Linked DNA regions of Homo sapiens: all the other regions are linked to region 3. Evidence: read pairs that join two places in POLR2A ChIA-PET (ENCODE). Cell type or tissue: MCF 10A. All regions are shown on one strand. Links, peaks and the distances in the headings refer to the core of each region. The heading gives the core; the rest is flanking DNA. Region 1 has its middle 13 kb from the start of SCREEM1. Region 2 has its middle 12 kb from the start of LINC01271. Region 3 holds the start of LINC01275 (long intergenic non-protein coding RNA 1275).

Region 1 (10,042 bases), core at 5,019-10,018, 150 kb before region 3:
TGATCTCGAACTCGTGATCTCAGGTGATCCTCCCACCTTGGCATCCCAAAGTGTTGGGATCATAGGCATGAGCCATCACACCTGGCCCAAAGGACCAATTTCAGACTCAGACTCAGAGAAGGCAGAAGTGAAGCTCAGGGTAGCCAGGTGTTGATTTTTGCATTTGCCGTTCCCTCTTCCTGGAACACTTTCTTACCCCTGTTGTCTCTGCAGCTGTTTCCCTCACTTCCGCTAGGCTGGGGCTTGAAGATCGCCTCTTTAAAGAAGCTTTCTCAGACCATGTGTCTAAGCCCTGCTGCCTTGGCCCTTCTCTTTGCCCCTGGCAAAGATACTTATTTCTTTTTATTATCTTGCATGCCTTTGGTTCACTTGTTTCTTGTCTGTCTCCTCCACCTGCCAGTGAGCTCAGTGAGGGTGGGACTTCGTTCACAGCTATAGCCTCTGCCCCCAACCCAGCACACAGTAGGTGCTCAAGAAATGCTCAAGCAGTGAATGAATGAATGGACAAAGCCAGGCCGTGGAAGACAAAGAAAGCCTCAGCTTTCTTTCTGGTGACTTGGTTTCTGGCTAGCAGAGGACAGGTTTCCTGAGTTACAGATAAGCAGAAGGTCAGGTGAATCAACGATAAGGGATGATAAGGCTCCAGGACCCACCGGCTGTTCCTGCCTCCTGGGGCCCCACAGAGGAAGCTCATTTTCAGCTTACTGCAGAACCTCCAGCAGAGCCGGGGCCTGGGAGCTGGGAGCCTACTCTGACTGCCACTGCTGCGGGGTGAGAATTCTCACACATTGTAAACGCTGCCCTGGCTCCTTTCTGGCTGGGGCAGCCAGGTGGACCTGCCCTGGGCTGGACAGGAGGTTTCCAGGTCCCCAGGATGGATGGTGTGTGTGACGGGGCCTCCCAGACCCCAGGATCCTCTTCCTGGGGGCGGGGCTTGGGCACTGGGTTCCCACAGATAGAATAGCTTAGAGCTCAAGGGTGAGCCAGCTGCCTGGGTTCAAATCCTGGCTCAGCCATTTAGAATTGGGCAAGCTATTCCAGCTGTACTGTGGTCCTCACTGTAAAAAGCTATAATAGTAGAAGTGTGTAAGAATACAGTACCTGGGCCTAGTTCGGGGCTCTGATCAGCTCCTGTGCCATAGATCCCTTTTTTATTATACATTTAGATTCATGTGTGTGTGTGTGTGTGTGTATATATATATATATATATATATTTTTTTTTTTTTTGAGACAGAGTCTCGCTCTGTTGCCCAGGCTGGAGTGCAGTGGGGCAATCTCAGCTCACCACAACCTCCACCTCCCGGGTTCAAGCAATTCTCCTGCCTCAGCCTCCTGAGTAGCTGGAACGACAGGCACGCACCACCATGCCTGGCTAAATTTTAGTAGAGATGGAGTTTCACCATGTTGGCCAGGCTAGTCTCAAACTCCTGACCTCGTGATCCGCCCACCTCAGCCTCCCAAAGTGCTGGGATTATAGGCATGAGCCACCACGCCCAGCCTTAGATTTACCTTTATAAATGAAATTGTATAGCATTAAAGTAAAACATTATATTAAACTAAAGTCATTAAAATATTTAATAGCTGAATGTTTGATATGGTGACAGCTGTGCTTTTTGGTTTTTGTTTATTTATTTATTTTTGAAACAGGCACTTACTCTGTTGCCCAGGCTGGAGTGCAGTGGAATGATTATGGCTCACTGCAGCCTCCACCACCCAGGCCCAAGCAATCCTCCCACCTCAGCTCCCTGAGTAGCTGGGACCAGAGGCCCACACCACCACACCCAGATAATTTTTTGTATTTTTGGTAGAGACAGGGTTCACCATGTTGCCCAGGCTGGCCTCAAACTCCTCAGCCTCCCAAAGTGCTGGGATTACAGGCGCAAGCCACCATGCCCAGCCAACTATGGTAATTTTGAAATCAGGAAGAGGACGAATGCTCTTTCTATGACACTGTAAAGAGACATGGACAAAGGATTTCTGATTGACAAAGCCACCGTCCAGCTACTGCCACTGTGGTTTCCCACGTCTGCTCGTAAGGGAAGGAAATGCCAAATTCCAGTTGGCGGTTAGTGAAAATCAGGACATCCCTTTTTTTCCCCCAGTCCAAGTTCACAGATCCCTGAATTCTCTTCGAGGGCCCTGGAGGTGGTGGTGAGTGATAGGATCTCACTGGGGATGGTGCAGGTGCCCAGAAGGAGGGGAGTCAGATGGGGGCTCCCTCAGGGGTTTGAGCTGGAGTGCTGAGTGCCCAGTGTAGGTGGCCTGGGTTGGAATCGGTCTCTGCCCACACTCCCTGGAGACCTCGGCCAGTGGCTGCTGGTCTCCAGGCCTCCTCTGAGGAATGGCCTCCTCGGCCTCTAGGGTTGAATAAGGAGGAGGTGGGACAGCGTGTGGCCTGTGTTGGCACAGGGGTCTGGGCTCTTGATAGAGGGGTTGGGGGAGAGGCCGTCCTGTGCCTTGGAGGGGGCCCCTTCCCCATCCAATGGCCTCTCCGAGGTCTGGGCCTGTGTGGAAGTCACCGTTTTGTGTTTGTGTCATCTGGGTAAGCTGGTGTGTCTTTGTGTGTTGGGGTGGATGTGTGTGTGTGTGTGCAGGTGTGAGTGTAGGGGCACATCTAGGAAGGGTGTCAGGCAGTGTGAGTCAGCGTGTTGTGTGTGGCTGTGTGTGTGAGCAGGGGTCCGTTCTGAGAGTGCGTTGTGTACGTGTGTGTCAGGGTTTGGTATGGCGTTCACTGGTGTGTGTGTGTGAGTTGAAAGTCTCTGGTGTTAGTTGATGGGAGTGAATGTGAGACTGTGGGTGTATTTGGGGACGTGGGGGGTGGACTGATGTGTGTGTGTGAGCACACATGCAGCAGGGTTGGTGGGCGGTGTCCAGTGTGTGTCTGTGTGAACGTGTGTGGCCCTGTCACCGCCGGCTCCAGGCCCAGCCACATAAACTTCACACCCCTGCGGGCGGGCTCCAGCGGCCCCGCAGCAGCCGCGTAGGGCAATGGGAAGCAGATGGGCCAGGAAGGAGGCCATATGGGGCTGGGGGTGGGGGCGCATTCCTCCCTCCCAGGGCCGCCAGGAAGCCCCCTGCCTGCCGGCCCCCCCATCGGGGTGGGAGCTAGAACTGACACAGTAACAAATGTCCTGTAGCCAGCGTGGAGTCAGCGTGGAGCCGGCATGGAGGCAGCCCCCGCCCCACAGCGGGGGGTAGAGAGAGAGAGTATAAATGAGGGGGATCCAGGAGATGCCGGCGGGGAAGATGCTGCCCTGATAAGCCACACCTGACCCCACGGCTGTGCACCCTTGGGCGCCGCACATACCCCCTCCGGGCCCATTTCCTTGGCAGGGTGGCTGTTGGGGATGGAATATAGGGACGTTCCCCCCACCCCCCACCGCGCCCCCTCGTCCCCTCCCCCCCTCCCCCCGCCTCCGTTTCCAGACCAGGGTAGGACCCTAACTCCAGAAACCCTGGTAGATGTCAACAGCAACAGGGTAAGGAGCTGCTAACCTGGAACTTGACTGCATTCCGGCGCTGGGGAGTGGCGAAGAGGTGGGCTCTGGAGCCAGGTCTGCCTGGGTTCCAGTCCGTGCTCTGACACTTCCTGACTGTGTAACTATCATCTGGCAAGTCACCTCCTCTGTGTCTCAGTTTCTTCTCTGTAAAGTGGAGGTAATAATAAGAGCACCTCCCTCCCCGCAGGCGGTGATGAAGGAAGTGCTTGCTCATCCTAGGCCAATCCCAGGTTTTGGCCAGGCTTGGGGCTTCGTAAATGTTAGCTACAAGCACCAGCTCCTGGGGGCTTCCCACACCCCCAGGAGGTTGCCTGGACGTACTTTGCAGAGGAGACCAGAGAGGTCAGGTACTCGCCAGTTCACACAGGGTTTAAGGGGCAGAGATGGGTTCAAACCCAGGCCTTCCATCCCCGGCGCCTGCTCTCCTCACCACTCCTCAGGGAGCATGGCTGGCGCCTCCCTTCCCACCCTCTCCAGCTCCGCCCCTGCCCTGTCTAGGGTGAGCTGCTGGGCTGTTTCTTGTCACATCCAGATGAGAGCAGAGGCTGGGGCCCTCTTCCAGCTGAGACAAGGTCCAGGAGGTCGCTGGAAAGGCGGCAGGCTCCTCCCACTGTAACCCTGGCCCCGACGGTGGGAGCCAGCCCTGACTTTCAGGCCCTAATTAGATTTAGGCAGCTCTGGGTGCAGACCCTGGCTCCCCTCTCCCTGCTGTGTGACCCAGGGCAAGGGCCTGGAGCACTCAGAGCCTCAGGGGTATCCGGGGACAGGGTAGCAGGGACTCAGCCATGGGGAAACGGCAGCGACTGTTCTTGCAGCGAGTGTCTGATGAACGGCCCCTATTAGTTCCCCCCTCGTGGAGGTCGAGATCAGGCAGGGCCGGAGTGGAGGGAAGGGCTTAGAAGCAGAGCTTGCTCTGGGTGGCTTTGGCCTGGTCTGTTCACCTCCTCCAAGGCTCCCTTTCCTGTTTCCCAAAGCAACATCATCAGGCAGGTTTGTCGGGAGGCTTAACAGGATCATGTGAAAGCACTTGGCACATGCTAGGTGCTCAACCAGTGCTGTGTTGGCTTCTCTGTCTCTCTCTCTCTCTTTCTCTCTCTCTCTCTTTTTTTTTTTTTTTTTAATTGAGACAGGGTCTCACACTGTCACCCAGGCTGGAGTGCAATGGTGTGATCATAGCTTACTGCAACCCCCACCTCCCAGGTTCAAGGGATCCTCCTGCCTCAGTCTCCTGAGTAGCTGAGATTACAGGCATGGGCCACCACGCCCAGCTAATTTTTGTATTTTTATTTTATTTTATTTTTTGGAGACAGAGTCTCGCTCTGTCGCTCAAGGTGGAGTATAGTGGCAAAATCTCAGCTCACTGCAACCTCCACCTCCCTGGTTCAAGCAATTCTCCTGCCTCAGCCTCCCAAGTAGCTGGGACTACAGGCACCCGCCACCATGCTTGGCTAATTTTTGTATTTTTAGTAGAGACGGGGTTTCGCCATGTTGTCCAGGCTGGTCTGGAACTCCTGACCTCAAGCGATCCACCCACCGCCACCTCCGAAAGTCCTGAGATTACAGGCCTGAGCCACCGTGCCCAGCCAGTGGCTTCTCTCCTATTCTTGTCCCTTGTGGGCCCTTGTAGGGACATCTGTTTTAAGTTCCCACCCAGCATGGACTCTCCTTTCTCTGTGCCTCAGTCCAAGGGTTTTGGGTGGGGCATGCACTCAGTACTGACCAATCAGGACAACTGCATCCTCTCAGCCAATGAGAGACAGGCCTGGGATTTTTGCTGGACCCATGGGGAAAGAGGCACTTCGTTTCTATTGGGGTTGCTAAATGGGCTGGGTGGAATCCTGGACTTGGGGGTTCATCCTGCCTTGTTGAGGAGAGGCTTGGCTGAGTGGAGGCTGCAAAGATGGAGAGGAGGCAAGTCCCACGGATGAAATGTGAATGCCCAGATGCAATCATGCCTGGGACTGTTGTTGATTCCTGCTTTGTGGGAGAGAAACTGAGGCCAAATCCAAGGTCACAGAGCCAGGAAGGGGGCAGAACTGGGATTTGAACCCAGGCCGACTGGCGCCAGTGGCTGTGTCCTTAACCTCCAGACTCTACAGAGGCCTTTGGTATAAATCCCTCCCTGTAGCCTGAAATCCTCACCCAGCCTAGTTTTTGAGCTCAGCTATTTCTGAGCTTCCCAAGGGAGAATGTTTTCTGCCTCTGGCAGAAAAATCGGGAGAAAATGAAAGCCCTGTGGTCTGGCTGCAAACTCAATTTGGGCAAGCTTGGGACAAATGAAAATTCTTTCCTTCTTTCGTTCTTCCTCTTTCTCTCTTTCTCCTCTTTCTTTCTTTCTCCCCCTCCCTACCTCCTCCTTTCCTTCCTCTCTTCCTCCATCCATCCCTTCCTTCCTCTCTCTTCCTTCCCTTCTCCCTCCTTCCTTCCCTCCCTCCCTCCCTCCATTCCTACTCCTTCCCTCTATCCTTCCTCCTAACCCCTTCCTCACTCTCCTTCCTGTCTGAAATAAACCAGAGCTTACTCCAGCCCATCTCACATCCTGGTCCTGCTCTCACCTCTGCCTGGATGACTTGCATCTCTGCCCAGTTCCAAGCCTAGTTGGCCATGTTGGGCCCCAGTACAGCCATCACCAGTGACACCTATTAAAATGCAGATCCCTGGCAGGGCGCAGTGGCACATGTCTGTAACCCCAGAACTTTGGGAGGCTGAGGCGGATGGATCACCTGAGGTCAGGAGTTTGAGACTAGCCTGGCCAACATGGTGAAACCCCATCTCTATGAGAAATACAAAAAATTAGCCGGGTGTGGTGGCACATTCCTGTGATCCCAGCTACTTGGGAGGCTGAGGCAGGAGAATTGCTTGAATCCAGGAGGCAAAGGTTGCAGTGAGCCAAGATTGTGCCATTGCACTCCAGCCTGGGCAACAAGAGCGAAACTCCGTCTCAAAAAAAATAAATAAAATGCAGATCCTGGGGCCCCACACCAGCAGATGCATATTTGTGCGTTTGGGGCAAAGGCAGAGGAGATGAACACCCAGTGGACATTCAGATGCAGGTGGTTCTTGGGACACTGGGTGTCTAGGGTCTTGTAGGGCCTGGAAGACCAAGGTTAAAGGTTGTGCTTAGGGGCCAGCCATGATGGTTCATGTCTGTAATCCCAGCACTTTGGGAGGTCAAGGCGGGTGGATCACCTGAGGTCAGGAGTTCAAGACCAGCCTGGCCAATATAGTAAAATCCCATCTCTACTAAAAATACAAAAAATTAGCCTGGCGTGGTGGCAGATCTCTGTAATCCCAGCTACTCGAGAGGCTGAGGCAGGAGAATTATTTGAACTCGGGAGGCTGAGGCAGGAGAATTGCTTGAACCTGGGAGGCGGAGGTTGCAGTGAGCCAAGGTTGTGCCACTGCACTCCACCCTGGGCAACAAGAGCAAAACTTCATCTCAGAAAATAAAAGAAACTGAGTTTCAGAGTGGTCAAGCTTCTTGCCCGAGACCACACAGCTGGTGGGTGGCAGAGCTGGGACTTGAACCCAGGCATCTGGCTCCAGACTCTGTGCTCTTACTGGTACTGTAGGAAGCTTTAGTTTTGCTTATTTTATTCACTGCTGCATCTCCAGTGCCTGCCTTGTGCTGGGTCTTAATAAAGATTTGTTGAATGAATGAATGGATGGATGGATGAATAGATTGCTCATTGAAGGGAGTTGACTCAATTAGTAGGTGTTCTGCAATTGCTCTTTCTCTCCTAAATATGTTGTCTAGGCTGGTCTCGAGCTCCTGACCTCAAGCCATCCACCCACCTCGACCTCCCAGAGTGCTGGGATTACAGGCGTGAGCCACCGTGCCTGGCCGGGAGATCTTAGAGCAGTGCTAATCCTGTAGCAGAGTCCTGGCCTTCTCTTTCCACTCTGTGTAGCAGGGATAGTAGCAATCCCACTGCTCAGGGCTGTCATGACTTAAGTGAGACAGTGCCAGGGCTGTGCCCAGCACAGGAGTATATGCTCCATGAGCCGTAACAGGTTTGATCAGTTTCCCAGGCTCTTCTTTACTCTGATTTCCTTGTCTGATCCTATCTCCCTCTCAGGCCAAACAGGGCCACACATGGTGCCAGGCACACAGTAGTTGCTCAGGGAAGAAGGATAGCTACATGAGCGCTTGCTGTGCGCTAGGCTCTTTTTAAACACTCATGATCTGATCTACTTCTTCCAACAGCCAACAAGGAATGGACCCAGTGTTTGGCCCAGCAGACCCTCCATAAATGTTTGTTGAGTGACTGAATGAAACAGCGCTGGCTACATTGGCAGAGTGCCTGGCACAAGCTCTGCCAGCCTCCTACCTGCTGCCAGCTCACAGACAGGCCTGGGTTTCTACATCTGCCAGCGCTGCCAGGAGATGAACTGGCCTTGGGGGAGGTAGTTCCCGGCTGTGGAGCCCGAGGGAGCAAAGCTGCAAAGGAGGATTTTCCTCCACGCAGTTCAGCCTGGGCTGAGTAATTGCTCACTGGGTCTTGGTCCAGCGGCGGCCAGGGCAGGTAGGCATGGGGCTGCAGGAGTCACCAGTTGATAGCCAAGCCTGGAGTTCTGCCAGCCACAGCTCTAGGGCCCCTGGATGACAGCAGCATCCCGGAGATGCCACCATGAGCTCAGAGGGGTCCCATCACTTCTCTGAGCCTCAGTCTCTTGGTTGGCAGTTGCCCCAGCTCCATGGGGCTGTGTGAGATTTGAAGGGGTCCTGTATGTGAGGCTGGGACAGGTGTTATGATTGTGTGGAGGGCAGAAGCTGCCTGGAAGTGTGAAAAGGCCTCGACCTCAGATGCAGACAGGCCTGGAGGGCCTTGGGTGAGTCATTTCCCTCTGCAAGCCTCGGCTTCCTCCAGCCTGCTGTCATGAGCCAAAGAAAGGAGAAAGATGGTTCTCAAAAGCAGGAACTTTTGAACCATAAGTGAGAAAAGAGTAATAACCGTAGTAATAATGCCTATAAAAAAGGGCTTTCAATCACTCATTCATTTGTTTTTGTTTTTCTTGTTGTTGTTTTTGTGAGACAGAGTCTCACTCTGTCACCCAGGCTGGAGCACAGTGGCGCAATCTTGGCTCACTGCAACTTCCGCCTCCTGGGTTCAAGCAATTCTCCTGCCTCAGCCTCCCAAGCAGCCAGGACTACAGGCATGCACCACCACACCCGCTAATTTTTGTATTTTTAGTAGAGATGGGCTTTCACCATGTTGGCCAGGCTGGTCTCAAACTCCTGAACTCAGGTGATCCGCCTGCCTCGGCCTTCCAAAGTGCCGAGATTACAGGTGTGAGCCACCGCGCCTGGCCTATGAGAGTCCATTTTTATGTTCTCCATATTGTCGCTTGATGCTGTTTCTCCAGCTGCCTTTTTGGTGTCAGATTCACAAAGAAATATTGGCAATCTTAAAATTTACATTGATTCAATTGATTAAAGTGCCAGAGGACCAAAACATATGTTAGAGTATTTTTGAGTTTTCTCATCTGTCACACTTCTGTTCTTTGCCATATGTGAGTTTAATTCTTTAATATATTCACTAAAATGTTTTGTTTAATGTATCATGATTTTGAACTTATACTCTCTATTTGGGATGGGATAAGCTTCTCACTTGTCACTGATAGATCCATAAGTCTACAGGATCTCTGAATTCCAACAATACTTGGACTTATGTCCCTGGAGTGGACCCTGAAGTTCTATAACTAGGATGTGGTTAGGCCATTTGGAATTAAATGCTCTTTTGTTTTGTAGAAAATATTGATGTGTTAACTTTGTATGCAGTTTTTAAATGGTTTAGAATATTAGTAACTTGCTTTCATACATATTTTATGAAACAAAGTTCATTTTATAGTGAAGAATTCTTTGACTTGTGTGGTTTGGGTGAGAAACCAGTTTTCCTTCATTAAAAAAAATTGTTAAGTTTCCCTAAAATTCTATTTATTAAAAATAAAACTATCAAATTTTACTTAAAGTAAAAAACCTTACATATCTCAATTATATGGTATCAGTGTCCAGTATTTTGGACCTAGTAGACCATATTAGAGTTTACAATAGGGAAGGAAGGAGATACTGCCATTTCTTCAATCACTCATTCATTTTTGTATTCCTTCAGCCAGTACACTTTAGCTTCATTCATTCATTCATTCATTTAGAGAACATTATCGAACATTTATTTCCTGCCAGACTAGGATAGTCAGATTTAGCAAAAACAGGCTGGGCACAGTGGCTCACACCTGTAATCCCAACAGTTTGGGAGGCCGAGGCGGGCGGATCATTTGAGGTCAGGAGTTTGAGACCAGCCTGGCCAACATGGTGAAACCCCGTCTCTACTAAAAATACAAAAATTAGCCAGGTGCCATGGCTCATGTCTGTAATCCCGGCACTTTGGAAGCTGAGGCAGGTGGATCACCTGAGGTCAGGAATTCGAGATCAGTCTCGCCAACATGGCGGAACCCCGTCTCTATTAGAAATACAAAAATTAGATCATGAGGTCAGGAGATCGAGACCATCCTGGCTAACACAGTGAAACCCCGCCTCTACT
Region 2 (10,620 bases), core at 2,929-7,928, 170 kb after region 3:
TCCATTCTCACACTGCTAATAAAGACATACCCAAGATTTGGTAATTTACAAAGAAAAAGAACTTTAATGGACTTACAGTTCCACTTATAGGTCTGGGGAGGCCTCACAATCATGGCAGAAGGTGAAGGAGGAGAAAAGGCACGTCTTACATGGTGGCAGGCAAGAGATCATTGCAGGGGAACTGCCCTTTATAAAACCATCAGCTCTCTTGAGACTTATTCACTATCATGAGAACCGAATGGGAAAGACCCAACCCCATGATTCAATTACCTCCCACGGAATCCCTCCCACTACACATGGGGATTATGGGAGCTACAAATCAAGATGAGATATGGATGGGGACACAGCCAAATCATATCAGGTCCTGAGGCAGGAATGGACCAGATGAGCTGGGATGAGAACCCAAGCAAGCTTCTGACTTGGAAACCGAGGCTCAGAGAGGGATACACACAACTCAAGGCCACAGCACTGGACGTGGTATAACTGAACGAGAATCCAGCTGTGTGCTGGTGCAGAGCTGCCTGTACAGGAAGGAGGCCTCTGAGCTGCTCAAAGGGCTCTATCTGCACTCCCCCACAGAAATCCCCTTATGATCAGAGCCAAACATTGGAGACCCAGCCCCCAGGCTTGTGCCAGCCTTGCCCTGCCAGCCAAGGCCAGTATCCCCACTGAGGGGCATCTGAGGGCTCTGTACACTTTGCCTCTGAGTTGAGGATCAATAGAAGCTACCACTGCTGTTTTACCTAATTATATAACAGTGGCCAGGGAGGAAGGTGTCAGGGATAGACGCTTTACCGGCACCATCCCATCAAATCCTGCTAAGAACTCCATGAAGGGGTATTATTATTCCCATTTTGCAGTTGGGAACACTGAGACTCAGAGAGATCAAATGCCTTGACTTCAGAATCTGTATTTTTTTTTTTTTTTGAGACAGGGTCTGGCTCTGTTGCCCAGGCTGGAGTGCAGTGACATGATCTCAGCTCACTGCAATCTCTACCTCCTGGGCTCAAGCCATCCTCCCACCTCAGCCTCCTGAGTAGCTGGGATTACAGATACATACCACCTAACCAGGCTAATTTTTGCTTTTTTTTTTTTTTTTTTTTTTTGTGGAGAGGGTGTTTCTCCATGTTGCCCAGGCTGGTCTCAAACTCCTGAGCTCAAGAGATCTGCCTGCCTCAGCCTCCCAAAGTGCTAGGATTATAGGCATGAGCTACTGCGCCTGCCCAGAGCCTGCATTCTTTACCTTTACAGTCTAGACCCTGCTCCTATAGATCCCCAGGAAAGAGCAAGACCATCTTTTTTAAATGCCAGAGCCTCAGATAGGAAAGGATGATCTCACCCAGGACTTCATTATACAGATAAGAAGACCAAGGTCCAAAGAAGGAGAGGAACCATCCTCTGACTATACAGAGCTGGGTCTCCTGCTCCCAGAGCCCCTCCAGCTTTACCCCCTGCTCCCCTCCCCTTCCTTCCATTCATGATGACCTCACTGGTCTCTAGGCTGTCGCTCCAACATGCTGAGCTCAATCCTGCCTCAGGGCCCTTGTACTTATTCCCCTGCCAGATCTAGCCTATCATTTCTTGTCTTCATTGACCACTCCATCTATAGTGGCTCTGCGTGTTGCTTTCCTACCTAGGTTTATTTTTATTCCTAGCATTTATCACCTTCTGTCATTATATTACGTATTTATATAGTTTCTTTTTGTCCACTACCTGCCTAGAATATTAGAACCATGAGAGCAGAGACTTTGTTCACAGCTGTATCCCCAGTGCCCAACCCAGGGCCTGGCCTCCATGATGCTCAATATGTGCTTGTGGGATGGATAGATGGGTGGATGAATGGATGGATGAATAAATGGGTGGAGAAATGGATGTATGATATGAGGGAGGAAGGGTGGGATAGATGGATGAATGGATGGGTAGATTAATGAGTGGATGGATAGATGGATGGATGAATGAATGGATGGATGGATGGATGGATGGATGGATGGATAGATGGTTGGATGGATGTTTGGATGGAGGGGTGGGTGGATAGATGAGTGGATGGATGGATGGATGGATGGATGGATGGATGGATGGATGGACAGCTGAATGGACGGATAGATGGTTGGATGGATATTTGGATGGACGGGTGGGTGGATAGATGGGTGGGTGGATGGATGGAGGGAATGAGGAGTGGATAGATGGATGAATGGATGGGTAGATGGGTGGGTGGATGAATGGATCAAGGGAGTGAGAGAGGGAAGGGATGGATGGATAGATGGATAGAAGGGTATACTAATGGGTGGATGAAAGGGTTGACGGATGGAAGGAATGATGGGCGGATGGGTGGGTGAGTGGATGGGTAGATGGGTGGGTGGATAGATGGTGGGCGGATGGACATTTCTCCCAGCGTCGCTTCCCATCCCTGTGCTGTGGGTCTCTCACGTGGCTGCCCTGACTTGCCTCCCCTGGCCCCAAGCCCGAGCAGGGAGCTCTGGGGGCTTCCACATGATTGGGCAGGATTTCTATTTCTCACCCTCCTCTGAGGCTGGGCAGACAAAAGCCTTTGTTCTTCCTCCCTGCCTGGCCCTGCTCCAGCCAGGGTGGGAAGTTGCTGGCAAGTCAGCAACTTAACTTTGCTGCAACTGAACTGAACTTTGAGGCGTAACCTGTCAAGCGAGCCCCGGAGGCTTCTGCGGTCCACAGGGGAGGGGCATGATGGAGGCATGGTGGGGAGCACCATGGCCAGGCACAGAGATGATCCCTATCTGGGTGGACCCCCAAGTCTCCCAGAGTAGATTCATTTTTTGAAGCAAGGAGGGGAAGCTAATAGATGAAGCTGGCTCTGGGCTCTCTGTGGACAGCTGGGGACGGTGTTTCTTTTTGTCCTCCAGAGTTGTTCTGCAGGGTGAGGGGTAAGAAAGGGGGCCGCTACTAAGTGCTCACGGTGGTCCTGTGAGGGGGTGTCACGGTCACCATTGCACAGAGGGGAAAACTGAGGCTCAAAGAGACTAAGTAACACGCCCCCAGGATCACCCGGCTAGAGTATGGAAGGCAAGGTATGGACCTGGACAGTGTGGCTCAGATAAAAATTTCTCATGTCCCATGTCACCCCGTCACACTTGGCATAAGAGCCACAGTTCTTCCCTAACACTGCCTTGCTGGATGAACTCAGGTAAGCCTCTTTCCCTCTCCGGGTCTTAGTTTCTCTCCTCTGTAAAATGAGAGGCTTGGCTGGGCCCTAATTTAGATATTGCAGGATTCTCTGGGTTACTGGGATCACTGGGTTCAACTTCCATAATAATATGAAGTCTCAAAGAAATTCTCAAATTCTCTCACAGTCCTGTGGCCACACCCGGGACCCACAGGCCCATTAGACAGAGCAGCAAACTAAGACCCTGACTGGCACCATCATTTCCTCCAGAGCCCTAGAGTGTGATGGGATCGCTGTGTCTCCGCCTGAACCCTGTCTGGAGTTCCAGGTGTCCGCTTTCCCCCAAGGCTGGGCACTGCACGGGAGAGAGAGTCAGAGAAAGCAGAATCTTGGGCAGGCGCTGCTGACCCATTGGGTGGGAGGTCTAAGAATCAAGGCTGCAGGATGGGGGATGAGGTGGGGGGGCCCTTTTCTCTGGAGTGGGACCCTCCCTTGGAAGCCAAACTGAATGGTCAACCATTACTCTGCTGGGCTGTCACTAACCACTCAAAACCAGTGGCCACTTGCCAATCTTCTGTCTTTGTCCAGGGCAGAATTGAATCTTGTTCAAATAAACTCAAAGGCCAGGTAGTTCACTGAAGCAATGACTGGAGAATTTGGCACTCTCCAGCCTGCCAGCCCTACCCAAACATCCTCAAGGTATCTGCATAACCAGCTCATTGCCCTGCCTACTCCAACCAGAGAATGTGGGAAGAAGCCCAGGACCTCTGTGCGGTGGTGGAGGCCCGCTTGGCTGCTCCTGACCTGTGTCTCTGGCCTCTTCAGCCTTTCCTCCAAATTCCACTCTGTGCACAAGCTGCTGGTCACCTCCCTGCACATGCTGTGTGGCTTCTGGCCTCGGGACCTCTGCACATGCAGTCTCCTCCACTGAGTTCTCCCAGAAACAGGCCCTCAGACACGAATTTGAGTGCAAGGAGTATATTTTGGGTGGTGATCTCAGGAAGCACCCATAGCAGGTTGGGTAATCAAAATAGGGAAGAAAGAAAATAAAATAAATGTTATTAAACCAATCACCGCTGTGGGCAACTAGACCTCAGACCCACCAGGGAACTCTGGGAGACAGCGAAGAGCATGCGCTTCAGTCATTCCAACCCAGTTGCAAGGGAAGAGATCATGTATCTTCCGACTTCCCCCAGTCGTGAGCTGCGGGCTAATTCCAGGGGCTAGTTCCAACTCTCTGGAACTTCTAGCTGAGCGTGCACCCATGGCCAAATGAAAGCACTTAAGCAGACATCTGCAGTGAGCGAGAGTGGGCATCTGTCTAGGGGACGCGGGCCGGGCAGCAACAGCATCTGCTACAAATGTTTCCTGGTTCCTGACCTTTTGCAACCTGACTCCTACCTACTCTTCAAAGCCCATCTCAGATGTCACCCCCTCGGGGAAGCCTTCCCTGACCCTCCTAAATCAGTCAATCACTTCATGAGTTTCTAATATCTGCATGAATCACAGTGGATTGTAATTGCCTGTCCCACAGGGGAGTGAACAACTTAAGGTCAAAGGTTTTACATCTTGGGCGTTAAGAACATGCATGTCACGCAGTCTTGAGTTCTGCTCTCCTGGCCCCTCTGAACAAACTGTGGTCTCCTATCTGTCCCCAGGGCCTGGTTGTTATTGGGCCCTCAGTGAACGTCCAGATAAAGGGATTGGAATGGCAATTTCAGCTCATTGACTTTTCCTCTTTCCCCTGAACTTTCCTGGTATTTCCATGATGGATGTTGTGGTTCAGCTAATGGGTCCCGATTCTAAATCCTCTTCAGAATCACTAGGATAGCATTTAAAAAACTTTGGGGGCTGGAGCCCCATCCCCCTGAGATTCAGATTCCGTTACTGGGATCACTGGCTTCACCTTTCATAATAATATGAAGTCTCAAAGAAATTCCCAAATTCTCAACCGGACAAGGGCATGCAGGGAGTGAGTTTGTCATGAAGTCCTACGGGGAGAGGGCCAGAGGGCAGGCAGCCTGGAGTCCATGCTGGGAGACAAATGTGGAGGAAGCAGAAATTAGAAATTAAAAGAAATGAACTGGACATATGGGCAGCCACATGGTTAGAGCTTAAAAACAAACATAGAAAAAAGGGAACATGGTGGAGCAATGTTTTATTACAATACGATGTAAATGGCTGAGAACCACAATGAGACTGTGCCGTCCTTAGGAAGGGGCTGTCAGACTCAGCTGCCCACTAGATTTGCCTGGTAACCCTTAAAGATTCCTATGCCCATGCCTACCCCCAAAGCCACTGCAGTGGAATCTCTGGGGCGAGATCCAGTATTTTTAAAATGCGAAGTCTGGGCTGAGAACTGCAGAACACGGGAGAACAGCTATCTCAATTCTTTGTCCTCAGAGGGGAATTCATCCTGTAATAATGTTACAAGGGTAAATGGAAAACCAACTATATGCCAGGCACTGTGCTCAGAGCTTTGCACACATTACCTACCCTTGTGGGGAGAGTTCTTTTATAATCCCTACTTCATAGATGGGGAAACTGAGGCACAGAGTGGTGAAGTCGGTGACCAAGGACTCACAGCTATTCAGTAGCAGAGCAGGCTTGTCCTCAGTACCCGGGGCTGCAAGTCTGGCAAAGGAGTCCTTGGCACCTCCCTCCTGTGTGCTCCAAAATTGCTCTCTCTGACGCCCTTTGACTCACTTGGTTCAGCAACCGCAAGGAGTTGTTGTTTCCCATAAATTCCTCATGGTCTTTTTTTTTTTTTTTTTTTAAACCTCAGCGCACAGGCAAACCCCACATCATGAAGGCTGATCGGCTTTTGAAGGCGAGACCTTCATTCTAAAGGTCACAGCTGTATGAGCCGTGTTTATTAGAGCTTATTTTAAATTGCTCCCTCAACCCTGTGAAAGGCGGGAAGTCTTAAAATTACTTCTCCCCAAAACTGGCGCCACCCAACCCTGGAAGTTCTCTGACTTGTTTCATAAGGAATTATTAATTATGATTTGTTTTTATAATTGTCCACTTGGAGTCTTGGATGACACACGCTCAGACTTGCCCATCCTTTTTTAAAAGAAGGAATCAAAAGTTCATGGAAATCAGTTATATTTAATGAGTGGAATTACTTGGGCTCAGTCCTGGATTAACTGTGTGACCTTGGGCAAACCCCTTCCCTCTCTGAGCCTCTGTTTTTCTAGCTGTAGGAGGAAGAGTGTGGATTAATATCTCTCATAGGATTTAGAATATGTATTTCCTGCCAGTCGCCATGGCTCACGCCTGTTATCCCAGCACTTTGGGAGGCCGAGGTGGGAGGATCATTTGAGGCCAGGAGTTTGAGAGAAGCCTGGCCAACATGGGGAAACCCTGTCTCTACTAAAAATGCAAAACTTAGCCAGGCGTGTTGGCGCATGCCTGTAATCCTAGCTACTTGGGAGGCTGAGGCACAGGAATCATTTGAACCTGGGAGGCAAAAGTTTCAGTGAACCGAGATCATGTCACTACACTCCAGCCTGGGCAACAGAGCAAGACCTTGTCTCAAAAAACAAACAAACAAACAAAATATGTATATGTGTGTGTGTGTGTGTATATATATATATATACACACACACACACACACACACACACATATGTATATTTCCCAGACCATAAATATGCCAGGGGTATATGAAGAGGTTTTAAGTTGTACATGGATGGACATTTTATAAGTTGTATTTTTTATTTCAATTCTTAAAATTTCATAGTATTACAACATTTCATTTGTAAATGCAGACATTTCTTATTGTTAGGATGGTCAATGAGGAGGAGGAGCTCTGCTTCATGCAGTCAGTCACTCAGGAATCTGACAGATGGGGGCTCAGTCATCTGCAACAGGTAGCTTCCAAGGTCTCCCTGAGGATCAACATCCAGCCAGCTGCCAGAAGAGGTGATAGAGGAGAAACCCATGCTCAACCAGCTCAGCCGAGAATGACGTACACATCAGTTCCCCTCACATTTCACTGGATAGAATTTATCACATGGTTCCACCTAGATGCAAAGGCAGTTGGGAAATGTAGTCTCCTGGGTGGGTGACTGCTTACCTACAACACTTAGGAGGAGGAGTATGAGTCTTTGGTGGATCCTTGGTCATCTCTGTCTCAGTATTCTCTTTTTATTTTTATTTTATTTTACTTTATTTATTTATTTTTTGAGACAGAATCTTGCTCTGACTCCCAGGCTGGCATGCAGATAGTACCATCTCAGCTCACTGCAACCTCAGCCTCCTGGTTTAAGCACTTCCCCCTGCCTCAGGCTCCTCAGTAGCTGGGATTACAGAGGTGCACCACCAGTTAATTTTTGTGTTTTTAGTAGAGACGAAGTTTCGCCATGTTGGCCAGGCTAGTCTCAAACTCCTGACCTCAAGTGATCCACCCACCCTGGCCTTCCAAAGTGCTGGGATTACAGACGTGAGCCACCACACCTGGCCAGTAAGTTGGCAGCAGTGGGATTCAAACCCATGCCTCTGAAGAGACTGGAGTCTTAATACAGTGCCTTAGACCGCTCGGCCACCCTACCTCCGTGGAAAATATTATTCTCTCTTTAAATAAATAAGTTGAAGGACAGAGATTTGCCACCTCACTTCTCAATGAATTAAAATACAATATACAATTTTCTATAGGTGGGAGGGCTCATTTGATGCAATGCTAAGGTTTACTGTTCAGCTGTGGTAATCAAGACAGTCTGGTTGGCAGAGGGACAGATGCATGCAACAGTGGAACAGAGTAGAGAACCCAAGAATAGACACGCACAAATGTGCCCAAAAGATTTTTGACAAAGATGCAAAAGCAGTTCAATGGAAGATAAAAAGCCTTTTCAACAGATCGTGCTGGGGCAATTTGACATCCACACGCAAGAAACAAAGCACATTGACCTAAACCTCACACGTTATACAAAACTTCACTCAAAATGGATCATAGACTTAAAGATAAAACATAAAGCTATAAAACATTTAGAAAAAAGCAGGAGAAAATCAGTCTTCAGAATCTAAGGCTAGGCAAAGAATTACTAGATGTGAAAACCAAAAGCACAATTCATAAAAGGAAAAAAATTGATAAATCGGACCTCATCAAAGTTGAAAACTTTTAACCCATGAGAGGCCCAATTAAGAGGAGGAAAAGACAAGCTACAGATTAGGAGAATATATTTGCAAACTGCATATCTGACAAAGAACTAGTACCTAGAATTCTTAAAACTTGACGGAATTCTCGAGAACTCTCAAAAGTCAGCAGTTAAAAAAATCCAAATAGAAAATGAGCAAAAGACACAAACAAATATTTCACTGAAAAGAACATGCAGATGGAAATAAACACATGAAAAAATGTTCAACATCATTAGCCATTAGGGAAATGCAAATTAAGGCCACAATCGGATATTGCTACACACCTATCAGAATGACCAAAATAAAAAACGATGGGAACTTTCGCATTCAATCACTGGTGAGGAATGGAGACACTAGAACACTCATACATTCCTGATGGGAATGTAAAACGGTACCGTATTCTGGAAAACAGTTTTTTAAAAACTGCCTTATGACTTGGCAGTTGCAATCCTGGACATAAAAATGAAAACTTATGTTTGTGCAAAAACTTATGCTCAAATCTTCATAGCAGCTCTCTTCATAATAGGCAAAAACTGGTAAACCACCCGGAAGCCTGTCTATGGTTTTTTTTAACTAAAAAAAGCTGTGTTATATCCATACTATGGACTGCTACTTGCAATACAAAGGAATAAAATATTGATAACACACAATTTGAATAAATCTTCAGAGAATTATGCTGAGTGAAAAAAACCAGTCCTCAAAGGTTACATAAACTATATGATTCCATTTATGTAACATTCTTGAAACCACACAATTATAGAAATGGAGAACAGATTAGTGGTTGCCATGGCTCGGGGGCAGGGTTGGGGGTGGGAGATGGGTTTGGTTATACAAGGGCAATGAGGGATCCTCGTGGTGATAGAAATGTCTGTATCTTGACTATATCACTGTCAATATCTTTATTGTGACTGTTAACATTGGGGGAAACTGGAAAGGGTATATGGACTCTCTCTGTTTATTTCTTACAACTGCATGTAAATCTATAATAATCTCAAAAGAATACATTTTAAAAAGAATATATTATACAATTTTCTATACCCAGACACTACTAAATATAATTATATCTTTGGTAACACAGACACACTGTTCTCAGATAACGGAAGTAGTGCGGTGATTATGTGTGTGACTTGACAATGGGATGGGCTGGGTTCAAATCTCAGCTACCAGTCCCTTCACCTCCTTGGGCCTCAGTTTCCACACCTGCAGGTGCTGAGCAATGAGAGGAACTGTCTCGTGGGGTTGCTGGGGGGACACGATGACGTGATTCATGAGACATGCAGAGCACAATGCTCACTTGCAGTGGCTGCCCAGTAAATGAAATTGCCACTTTTCCGGGCTGTAGAAAAGGCTACAGGTAGAGGCAGGCAGAGGATTGGACCCGAGAGCATCCTCTGAGAGCTCTAGATTGGGATCATGTCTCACCAGCCAGGGGGTTTGTTTTGACTTCTTTCTTGCAGGGAAGTGTCTGCTGAGTGGTCCATTCCACTCCCCTGAGTTTGGCCTGGTCGCTTCTTGTCTGCCCTCTGGACCCCGGTGGGTGCAAACTTTCATGGGTGTCTCTCCACCTGGAGCCTGTGGTTGGGACTGCTCAGGTGGGGACACAGCCTGGGGGGTGATCCTCTGTAAGGCAAAATGGAGCAGGAGTGGAACCCATGCCTACTGCATACCTATTGTGTGCCTTGTGACTTACGTGCTGCAGCTCACGGAATTCTCCCAACAACTTTGAGCAGTAGGTGCTATAATCACTCCTGCGTGATCCAGAGAAAACCGAGACTTGGTGAGGGGAATGGACTTGTCCAAGGTTGTGCAACTAGTAGGTGGCAGAGCTGAGATCTGAGCCCTGGTCTGTCTGATTTAAATCCAGAATCATTTTCACTGTTGATAATAACCTCACCACTTATTAAGTATCTACTAGAGTAATCAATATGCTAGCTCTTTCCATTGAGGTATGATCACCTTTCCATTTTAGAGAAGAGGAAATAGGGGTTAGGCAAGGTGCATTGCCAAGATGGACAACAGCTCTCAAAAAACAGCCAACCTTGCAGCCAACGGGCAGCTTTCTTGTGTGCCCCCAACCCCACCTGTAGCTCCAGCCCAGCTCAGCCAAGATCACTCAAGCTTTGGGACTTTTAAATGCTGAGTCAGCAAACAGCCCCTACCTTGAGATACTCTGCCTAGGCAGACTGTGGTTGTTTGCACTTCAGCTTCAGGCCTCCAGGGTCAGCTGAGATAGCAAGACCTTCCCCTGGGGGCTGGATGGGGTCATTGGGAGCCACTGAGAGACCCTTTCCCCACTTGGCCTGGCAGACAGAGTGGCAGTTGGAAGAGGCTCGAGGTGGCTGTGGTG
Region 3 (10,620 bases), core at 3,757-8,756:
ACATTCTGTGGGCTTGGGCAAATGTGTAATGACATGGATCCACCATCATAGTTATCAGACAGAGTAGTTTCACTGCCCTAAAAATCCTCTATTGCAGATGTATTTTAATGATTTGGCTGAATATGTGGGCTGCTAAGAAGTGGGCTTTGAGCCCACAGGAATTTAAAAAAAACCCAGGCCATAGCCTGGCAGAAGGACCAGGGGGCCTCAGAGAGTATACCAGGCTGTGAGAAGAGCCTCAGAGGCAAGCAGGGATGGCCATGTGGTCAGGATGTCGGGGGCTCCTGAGAGGCTGTGTGTGCCCAGCAGAGCCACCTGTTCCCTGATCCAGTCACTGAGCACATCTCCTCACCCCCAGCAGGGCTTCCTACCCAGCAGAAAGTGCCCCAGGCAGTGCTCTGGCCCTGTTGCGGGCTTTAGGCCAACACCCTCAGTGTGTCCACCTCCTGACAAGGGACAAGAGTGTGGACAGGAAGGCTTCCTTCCCTGGGGGTGGGGGGTGTCCTGGAGGGACTGATCAGAACCAGATGTTGCCTGTCTGGACTGTGGCACAGCTGTCCCCAAACTTCCTCTTTTCCACAAAAGGTTCTTTTCGAAACATGTGAGACATGGGCATGTGGATATCTGTTCCTGGCTGCCGACATCCATTCCTGCTCCTTCATAGAAATAATACCCTGAATTGGCTGGGTACGGTGGCTCACGCCTGTAATCCCAGCACTTTGGGAGGCCAAGGCAGGCGGATCATGAGGTCAGGACATCGAGACCATGCTGGCTAACATGGTGAAACCCCGTCCCTACTAAAAATACAAAAAAAGTAGCCGGGTGTGGTGGCACGTGCCTGTAGTCCCAGCTACTCGGGAGGCTGGGGCAGGAGAATCGCTGAACCCGGGAGGTGTAGGTTGCAGTGAGCCAAGATCACACTCCAGCCTGGGTGACAGAGTGAGACTCCATCTCAAAAAAGAAAAAAAAAAATGCCCTGAAGTTTTGGAGGAATCTCTCTTGCTGCCCCTGTTCTCAGCCCCTGAATTTAGCACAAGCCAAGCTACATTGTCCAGTCCCCTGGGATGCAGTGATTGGTTCAGGGATGAGCATGTGACTTCAGATGGTCTATGACAGTGGACTTCAGGATCCTGGTATGGAATTGGGATGTGAATAAGAAAGCAAGTCTCATCAGAATCTGCTGGCAGCCATGGGGGCATCATCCTCAGGGTGAGTGCAACATTAGAGGAAGCAAAAAGGAGAGACCAAGAGAAACCAGGTCCTTGCTGAGACCTTTAAGTGCCTGGATCAAGCTTCACCTGAAAGCAGCCCTACCTTTCCAGTCAGACAGACTTAGGTTAAGTCTCAGCTCCACCACTTGTGTGCTGTGTGACCATGGGCAAATTATTTACTCTCTCAGGATGTCAGTTTCCTCCTGTAAAAATGGGGATCCTAGCAGAGTGCCAGCTTCATAGGGTTGTTATGAAGATAAGTTAATACATACATAGTTGTTAGAAGAGTGCCTGGTATATTGTAAACCCTCAATAAATTTTATTTTATTTTATTTTTTTGAGACAGAGTCTCACTCTGTCATCCGGGCTGGAGTGCAATGGCTCGATCTCGGCTCACTGCAACCTCCGCCTCTGGGGTACAAGTGATTCTCCTGCCTCAGCCTCTCAAGTAGCTGGGATTACAGGTGCCTGTCACCACGCCCAGCTAATTTTTGTATTCTTAGTAGAGATGGGGTTTTGCCATGTTGGCCAGGCTGGTCTCAAACTCCTGACCTCAAGTGACCCACCTGCCTCGGCCTCCCAAAGTGCTGGGATTATAGGTGTGAGCCACTACACCCGCCTTCAATAAATTTTAGCTATTACTGTTAGCACTGAGCCACTGGAACAAACCTTACCTGAACTGAAACTTTCCTTTGAACTTCACTGATATAGGAATCCAGTGGATTCTGTTTTTGTTTGTTTGTTTGTTTGTTTTTTGAGATGGAGTTTTGCTCTTGTTGCTTAGGTTGGAGTGCAATGGTGTGATCTCGGCTCACGGCAACCTCTGCCTCCTGGGTTCAAGCGATTCTCCTGCCTCAGCCTCCTGACTAGCTGGGATTACAGGCATGCACCACCACGCCCAGCTAATTTTGTATTTTTTAGTAGAGACGGGGTTTCTCCATGTTGTTCAGGCTGGTCTTGAACTCCTGACCTCAGGTGATCCACCTGCCTTGGCCTCCCAAAGTGCTAGGATTACAGGCATGAGCCACCGTGCCTGGCCTGGATTCTGTTTTTATTTTGCTATATTTTTTCTTGCTTGCAGAGTGTGGGGCCTGAGATCAGGGAAGGATCAGCGAGAAAGGTGTGGGGAACTGTGTTTGAAGGTGGCTATTGCTCTGTGGCAGGCAGTTTGCATACAACTTGCTATTTGGCCCCATTTTCCAGAAAAGGAAACTGAGGTTCAGAGAAGTTAAGTTGTCCAATGTTTCGTTTTTTTTTTTTTTTTTTTTTGAGATGGAGTCTTGCTCTGCCACCCAGGCTGGAACGCAGTGGCGTGATCTTGGCTCACTGCAACCTCCGCCTCTGGGGTTCATGCCATTCTCTTGCCTCAGCCTCCCAAGTAGCTGGGACGACAGGCGCCCACCACCACACCCGGCTAATTTTTTTGTATGTTTAGTAGGGACGGGGTTTCACCGTGTTAGCCATGATGGTCTCAATCTCCTGACCTCGTGATCCGCCCGCCTCGGCCTCCCAAGGTGCTGGGATTACAGGTGTGAGCCACTGCACCTGGCCAACTTCTCCAGTGTTTTTACCAAGGAGAAAAGGTAAGGTAAGGTGCCGGGTGTGGTGGCTCACACCTGTAATCCCAGCACTTTGGGAGGCCGAGGCGGGTGGATTACTTGAGGCCAGGAGTTCGAGACCAGCCTGGCTAACATGGGAAACCCCATCTCTACTAAAAACACAAAAATTAGCTGGGCGTGGTGGCACGTGCCTGTGCCTGTAATCTCAACTACTGGGGAGGCTGTGGCAGGAGAATGGCTTGAACCCGGGAGGCGGAGGTTGCAGTGAGCCGAGATCACACCACTGCACTCCAGCCTGGGCGACAGAGCAAGACTCCGTCTCAAAAAACAAAACAAAACAAAGATAAGGGAGGGAAGCTGGACACTGGGTATGGCAAGAGTAAACGCCAGGAGATGTGACTGTACCTGGTGTGCATGCAGGGAATGGGAGTCATTAGGAATCCAGAGGAATTAGCGGGGAATAAAAGGCCAGGAGGCCAGGAAGGGCGGAGTCCAGCTCCGTATCGGTGGTGGTTGAAGCTATCTTTGTGTTATGGCCACATCAGGGGTTCCCTTGCATCAATCTTCTTATCTGTGAGGGGGACATAGAGGTGCATTTGTTTGGATTAGATTTGACTATAAGCCACAGATATCCCAAAGTTATAGTGGCTTAAACATGGCAGACACACACACACACACACACACTACACACACACACACACACACGAACATGGCAGACATTTCTTTTCCTTTCACATAGGTATAGGGGACCAGAGGTAGTGTGGCAGAATCCACAATCACCAGGCCCCTTCTATCTGGTCACTCCACCATCTGGTCGGTCAACCAACAGGTGGCTTCCACCTCAGGGCCCAAGAAGGTTGCTCATGCTGCAGCCGTTTTGTCATATTCCAGCCAGCAGGAAGGGGCAAAGAAGGCAACACTTCCCTGCTTTGATCCCACTGGTTAGAACTTGGTCTTAGTCACATGGCACTCTCTGCTGTACAGGAGGCTGGAGAATGCAGTTGTCCTCTGCGGAGACCAACTTAAAAGCTGGGGTTCTATTAATAATAAGAAAGGAAAATGATATTATTAATAGTTGATACTCGGAAGCTTCTGCCACACACATGGCAGGCACGAGTCCTTCTTTTTGGCCTCCAGTGTATGAACTGCTTTCCTAGGCTCTCTAGCCATTGTGGTGTTCCTGAGAGTTCCCCAATTATTTCCCTAGTAGATTACTTGTTTCTTGCCTGTCATCGTGAGCCCTCATAGTGAATGGCATAGGGGACAAGATCAGAAATGCCTGATCAACAATAACGGTGAGCATTTATTGAGCACGTACTGCACGCCAGGCCATGTTATAACCTTACTTCAGCCTCCCGAGTAGCTGGGATTACAGGCATGCGCCACCACGCCTGGCTAACTTTGTATTTTTAGTAGAGACGGGGTTTCTCCATGTTGGTCAGGCTGGTCTCGAACTCCCAACCTCCGGTGACCCGCTCGCTTCGGCCTCCCAAAGTGCTGGGATTACAGGCCTGAGAGCCACCGCACCCGGCCGGACCTGGTTCATTTTAAAATTGTTGTCTTAATCTTAGTTGCTTAACTGCTTGCAATTCTGTGTGTTGGCTGGTGGTTCCTCTGTGGGCTTCCCCTGGGCTTGTGCATGCGGCTGCTTCTGGCTTTCAGCTGTGCTGGCTGGGCTAAGGTGGCCTCATTCATGGTGACATGGGATTCAGATGGGATCCAGATGGGATTCAGATAGCAGCTGATTGTTGGCTGGGGCACCTCTGTACTGCATCTGGGCTCTCATCATCCAGAAGGTTAGACTGGCTTCTGTACGTGGTGTTTTCAGCACAGCATCCAGGAGCCCTAGGCCCAGATGTCCCATAAAGTCTCTTTCTCCCATTTATTCTATCTCAAAGCAAGTCAAACACCAGCCCAGGGCTTCCAGGAAACTGCTCCTCGCTCCTTGTTGGCCCACAGACTTCATTTGTACTCACTAGCAGAGGGATAAGATTACTCTTTGACTCATCCGGCCCTCCAAGGCAGGGCAGGGAATGGGGTCACTTACCTAAGGCACCTGGGTTGCCTGGGGAAGGGGGCAAGTGCAGGGAGAGGGTGGTTACAGAGGGACACAATAGACAATAGGACCATCACCACCCACTGTTTATGTTCGGTGGAATTTCTTTCCAGGCATTTTACAAATATACGCAAGAGATCTTCCTGCCTGCCACACTTATACTGAGAACCTTTTTCTGGAAGCCTCTTGGGACTGTGCCCTAATTGTGTCTAGATCCAGGGCACAATCATACAATGATGTTTTTCCTTTTCCTGGGAGCAGGTGGGAATGACAGATTAAAACTTGCTTTAAAAACTAGAACAAAACATAGGTGAGTTTCTAAAAAAATGCCTTTAAAAATAATAATTCAATTTTTTTTCAAATTTACAGAAAGTTGCAAGAATAGTACAATAAACTCTCAATACCCTAATTATCAACATTTTGCTACACGTGATTTATCCTTCTTTCTCTCCATGTGTACCATTTTTTCGGAACCATTTGAGAGTCAGTTACAGACATAATGCCTTTTTACCCTAAATTCTTCAGTGTGTATTTCTTAAGAACAAAGACATTATCTTATAGGAACTCTATAGTTTTTAAAATCAGAAAATGTCACATTGGTGCAATGCTATAATTTAACTTCTTTTCTTTCTTTTCTTTTTTTTTTTTTTTTTTTGAGATGGAGTTTCGCTCTTGTTGCCCAGGCTGGAGTGCAATGGCGTGATCTTGGCTCACCGCTACCTCCGCCTCCCAGGTTAAAGCAATTCTCCTGCCTCAGCCTCCCGAGTAGCTGGGACTACAGGCACACGCCACCACACCCAGTTAATTTTTGTATTTTTTTTTTTTAGTAGAGATGGGGTTCACCATGTTGGCCAGGATGGTCTCGATCTCCTGACCTCGTCATCTGTCTGCCTCGGCCTCCCAAAGCAGTGGGATTACAGGTGTGAGTCACTGCGCCTGGCCTATAATTTAATTTCTATCGTTCAGATTCAAATCTCGTTATTTATCCCAATTAGGAACTGAGACCCTTTTTTTTTTCTCTGAGTCTGCTTGCAAGGGACATCTCTTATTCTTAAACTAGTGACTATCAATGTCATTGCACCCCTTCTAGGGAGGTAAAATGTCCTTCTGCCCAAAGAGAAGAAAGTCAATAACACATAAAACCTGTTTAAAGAATCTGTGCTTAGAAATCCTCCTCGTAGGCCAGGCGCGGTGGCTCATGCCTGTAATCCCAGCACTTTGGGAGGCCGAGGCAGGTGGATCACCTGAGGTCAGGAGTTCAAGACTAGCCTGGGCAACATGGTGAAACCCCGTCTTTACTAAAAATACAAAAATTGGCTGGGCGCGGTGGCGCATGCCTATAATCCTGGCTACTCGGGAGGCTGAGGCAGGAGAATCACTTGAGCACAGGAGGCAGAGGTTGCAGAGAGCTGAGACTGCGCCACTGCACTCCAGCTTGCGCGACACAGCGAGACTCTGTCTAAAAAAAAAAAGAAAAGAAAAAGAAATCCTCCTCATCCTCATAGGCTCTGTACAGTTACAGCAATGGTTCTCAGTTGGGGGTGATTTTGACTCCCAGGGGACATTTGGCAATGTCTGGAGAAATTTTTGGTTGTCACAACTGGAGGTGGTGATTTACTGGCATCTATTGGGTAGAAGCCACGGATGCTGCTAAACATCCTACAGAGGACGGTTCCCCCGCTGCCTGACAACAAAGAATGACCCAGTCCAGGATGTCAATGGGGCCAAGGTTAGAAATCCTGACCTGTAAGTAAACTGAAGAGGCATGCCTTTTTCTGTTGCAATGGAGCTCCCGTGGATCTACAATTCACCCCAGCAATTCCATTTCCCCCCACCTATGTCACAAAATCCCACCTCTGTAGGCACAGGGAGGTCCAGCCAAGTGTGTTTAGGATCGCTGGAAACTGGAACCAACCTGCATGCCCGTTAGGAGGAGACAGATCAAGCACGTAGTCACGCTGCGCTGTGTTGCTTCCCTCCGCTTCTTTTGCTCCTGGGTAAATAGGGCGGGGGAGGTGAGATTGGAAGGATGCCAGGAATCTTGGGCCCAGCTGCTGCTTTATGACTTAGGGATATAACTGCTTCTGACTCATGCGTGCTTGGCTCTTTGTGATTATGTGCTGAGACACGTCAGCGGGAGGCTGCCCCGGAATGTCTCCCCATGCGAATCGAGGGTGGGGCCTCTGCTGAGTCACCTCTGGCTCCTAGAAGCCTGGCTCAGGGTCAGCTCATTTGAAAAGCGGCTGCCTTTTCTTCTTTTCTCTTCTCTTCTCTTTTTTTTTCTCTCTCTCTTTCATTCACATTATAGCTTGAGTCAGAACTTCATTCCTTTTTAAGGCTGAAGGACCACATTTTGCTTGTTTGTTCATGTGATCGATGATGATGGACACTTAGGTTGTTTCCACTTTTTAGCTATCGTAAACACTGTTGCTAATGGAATATGGGTGTACAAATATTTCTTCAAGATCTTGCTTTCAATTCTTTTGGGTATATACCCAGAAGTGGAACTGCTGCATCATATGGTAATTTCTGTGTTTAATTTGTTGAAGAACTGCCATACTGTTTTCCAGGTTGGCTGTTCCATTTTTAAATTTTATTTATTTATTTATTGTTTATTTGTTTATTTTTTTGAGACGGAGTTTTGCTCTTGTTGTCCAGGCTGGAGTGCAGTGGCGTGATCTTGGCTTATTGCAACCTCCGCCTCCCAGGTTCAAGCCATTCTCCTGCCTCAGGTACCCAAGTAGCTGGGATTACAGGTGTGCGCCACCATGCCCAGCTAATTTTTGTATTCTAGTAGAGACAAGGTTTCACCATGTTGGCCAGGCTGATCTTGAACTCTTGACCTCAAGTGATCCACCTGCCTCAGCCTCCCAAAGTGCTAGGATTATAGGCGTGAGCCTCCACGTCCGGCCTGGCTGTTCCATTTTATATTCCAACAGTGCACAAGGGTTCCAATTTCTCTACATCATCACCAACACTTATTATTATTATTATTATTTTGGAGATGGAGTTTTGCTTTGTCACCCAGGCTGGAGTGCGGTGGCGCTATCTCAGTTCACTGCAACCTCCGCCTCCCAGGTTCAAGCAAATCTCCTGCCTCAGCCTCCCGAGTAGCTGGGACTACAGGTGAGTGCCACCACGCCCGGCTGATTTTTTGTATTTTTAGCAGAGGTGGGGTTTCACCTTGTTGGCCAGGCTGGTCTTGAACTCCTGACCTCAGGTGATCTGCCCACCTTGGCCTCCCAAAGTGATGGGATTACAGGCAGGAGCCACCAAGCCTGGCCTGTTTTGTAGTTTTCATTGTACAAGTTTTTCACTTTTTGGATTAATTCCTAAGGATTTTCTTCTTTTTGATATTATTGTAAATGAAATTGTTTTTATAATTTTTGTTTCAGATCACTCACTGTCAGTGTAGAGAAAAGTAACTGATTTTTGTGTGCTGACTTTGTATCTTGCTACTTTGCTGCATTCATTTATTAATTCTAACAGTTTTTTCTTAGTTTGTGAAATCTTTAGGGTTTCTACATATAAGATCATATCATTGGAGAGCAGAGATTATTTTACTTCTTCCTTTCCGTTTGGATGCCTTTGATTTCTTTTTCTTTTTTTTTTTGAGATGGAGTCTCACTCTTTCGCCCAGGCTGGAGTGCAGTGGCTCGATCTCGGCTCACTGCAAGCTCCACCTCCCGGGTTCACGCCATTCTCCTGCCTCAGCCTCTCGAGTAGCTGGGACTACAGGCACCCGCCACCGCGCCCAGCTAATTTTTCTGTATTTTTAGTAGAGACGGGGTTTCACCGTATTAGCCAGGATGGTCTCGATCTCCTGACCTCGTGATCCACCCGCGTCGGCCTCCCAAAGTGCTGGGATTACAGGCGTGAGCCACTGCGCCTGGCCTGATTTCTTTTTCATTCCTAATTGCTCTGGCTAGAACTACCAGTACTATGTTGACTAGAAGTCAACATAGGGTTTTTTTTTTTTTGAGACAGGGTCTCACTCTGTCACCCAGGCTGGAGTGCAGTGGTGCGATCTCAGCTCACTGCAACCTCCACCTCCCGGGTTCAAGCGATCCACCCAGCCTCCCAAGTAGCTGGGACAACAGGCACCTGCCGCCACGCTTGGTTAATTTTTTTTTGTAGAGATGAGGTTTCACCATGTTGCCCAGGCTGGTCTTGAACTCTTGAGCTCAAGTGGTCCGCCCACCTTGGACTCCCAAAGTGCTGGGATTACAGGCATGTGCCACTGTGTCCAGCCTTGGGCAGCCATTTTGGACCATAAGATGAAAACTGCCAGTTGTCTTCAACAAAAAGAGCGCAAGATAGCAAAAGACTGGGTTCCTGACACCGTAAAGCAACTATGCAGCTCTGGATCACTTTCATTCAGATTAATATGAGAGAGGAAAACAAACTACTTTTTGACTAGGAGGCAGTTGTTATTTGAACCTTTCTTACAGCATGGAGCCTGTATCCCACCATTGTAGTTTGTCTAATGAATAAATGGATGATTGAATAACCAAAGAAGCAGTCAGATCCAGGCCCCCATACAGATTCATGCACAAAGACTCTGCCTTAGCCTAGGTGGGAGCAACGTCCAGGTGCAGTAGAAATATTCATGGCTGGAGGCTAGTTCTTTCTGACACAGGGTCTCGCTCTGTTGCCCAGGCTGGAGTGCAGTGGTGTGATCACGGCTCACTGCTGCCTTGACCTCTTGGGCTCCAGCAGTCCTCTCACCTCAGCCTCCTGAGTAGCTGGAACTACAGATGTGTGCCACCACAGCTGGAGATATATATATGTATTTTTTATAGAGACATGGTCTCACTATGTTGCCCAGGCTGATCTCAAACTCCAGGATTCAAGTGATCTGCCCACCTTGGTCTCCAAAAGTGCTAGGACTGCAGGTGTGTACCACCGTGCCTGGCTGATTTTTTTTCTGTATTTTTTTTAACGACAAGGTCTCACTCTACCAGGCTGGTCTCGAACTCTTTGGCTCAAGTGATTTGCCCACCTTGGCCTTCCAAAGTGCTGGGATTACAGGTGTAAGCCACCGCGCCTGGCCCAGAGGAGCTAGTACTACTAGTTCTAAATCTGGCCTTTCCACTAGCTAGCTGTGTGCCCCTGAGCCACCCATGTGCCCTCTCTGGGTCTCACATTTCTCAGTTGTAAACCCGGCTTAGCAAATCTTTAAATCTATGCAATTTAAAGTTATTTTTGCTCTTTTGCAATTGCATTTCTAGGAATCCATTCCCAGGGAAATTCTCACCACATAGCACATGAACACAGGTGCCAGGATGCAGCTGCACCTTCCTTTGTGGAGCAAAAACTTGGAAATATCCTTAAAAGTGATTAAGTAAATCAGAGTATGAACTGTGCTCTGGAGTGCAAGACCGCGGACTATGGCTTTCTGGATTCTCTGGTGACACCTGCTGGCACAAAGGGATACTGCAGCCCAGCTTGGTTACGTATTGGGAATTTCTAGAAGAAGAGAGGTTCGGGGCAATTGTGTGAGGGTGGTTTGGGAAGGCACAGAGCAGGGAGAGATTTGGAAGGAAGGTCAAGGCAAGGAGGTGGCCTGGGTGTGGAGGTTGCAAGCATAGACTTGGGTTCAAATTCCAGCTTCACTACTTACTAGCTGGGTGAGCCTGGGTGGATTTGGGACTTTCTCTGAGCCTCACTTTCTTCTTCTGTAAAATAAGGATTCTGGGCCAGGTGCGGTGGCTCATGCCTTTAATCCCAGAACTTTGGGAGGCTGAGGCGGGCAGATCACAAGGTCAAGAGTTCGAGACCAGCCTGGCCAACA

The links. ChIA-PET counts read pairs that join two places held together with the same protein. Peaks named below come from ENCODE experiments on the same cell type or tissue, not always from the same donor. Only the 100,000 strongest peaks of a DNase experiment are listed, where the experiment ranks them.
Region 1: POLR2A ChIA-PET joins it to region 3 with 5 read pairs; 5 of 35 experiments call an interaction of 5 or more read pairs at or near these places.
Region 2: POLR2A ChIA-PET joins it to region 3 with 6 read pairs; 4 of 35 experiments call an interaction of 5 or more read pairs at or near these places.

The regions. Positions count from the first base shown.
Region 1 is chr20:50,012,152-50,022,193 of GRCh38, forward strand. No RefSeq gene overlaps it. Among named protein-coding and RNA genes, the nearest start is that of SCREEM1, 13 kb to the right of the region's middle. RefSeq lists an enhancer at 3,633-4,360. In MCF 10A, for the core only: no CTCF peak of the experiment used is centred there; DNase peaks (open chromatin) are centred at 7,890 and 8,320.
Region 2 is chr20:50,328,197-50,338,816 of GRCh38, forward strand. No RefSeq gene overlaps it. Among named protein-coding and RNA genes, the nearest start is that of LINC01271, 12 kb to the left of the region's middle. In MCF 10A, for the core only: no CTCF peak of the experiment used is centred there; DNase peaks (open chromatin) are centred at 3,795, 5,845, 6,545 and 7,125.
Region 3 is chr20:50,159,289-50,169,908 of GRCh38, forward strand. It overlaps LINC01275 (long intergenic non-protein coding RNA 1275), which reads right to left and starts at 6,912. Exons shown (of 2, transcript NR_183899.1): 1 at 6,742-6,912; 2 at 3,479-3,807. RefSeq lists an enhancer at 6,254-7,453. In MCF 10A, for the core only: no CTCF peak of the experiment used is centred there; a DNase peak (open chromatin) is centred at 6,843.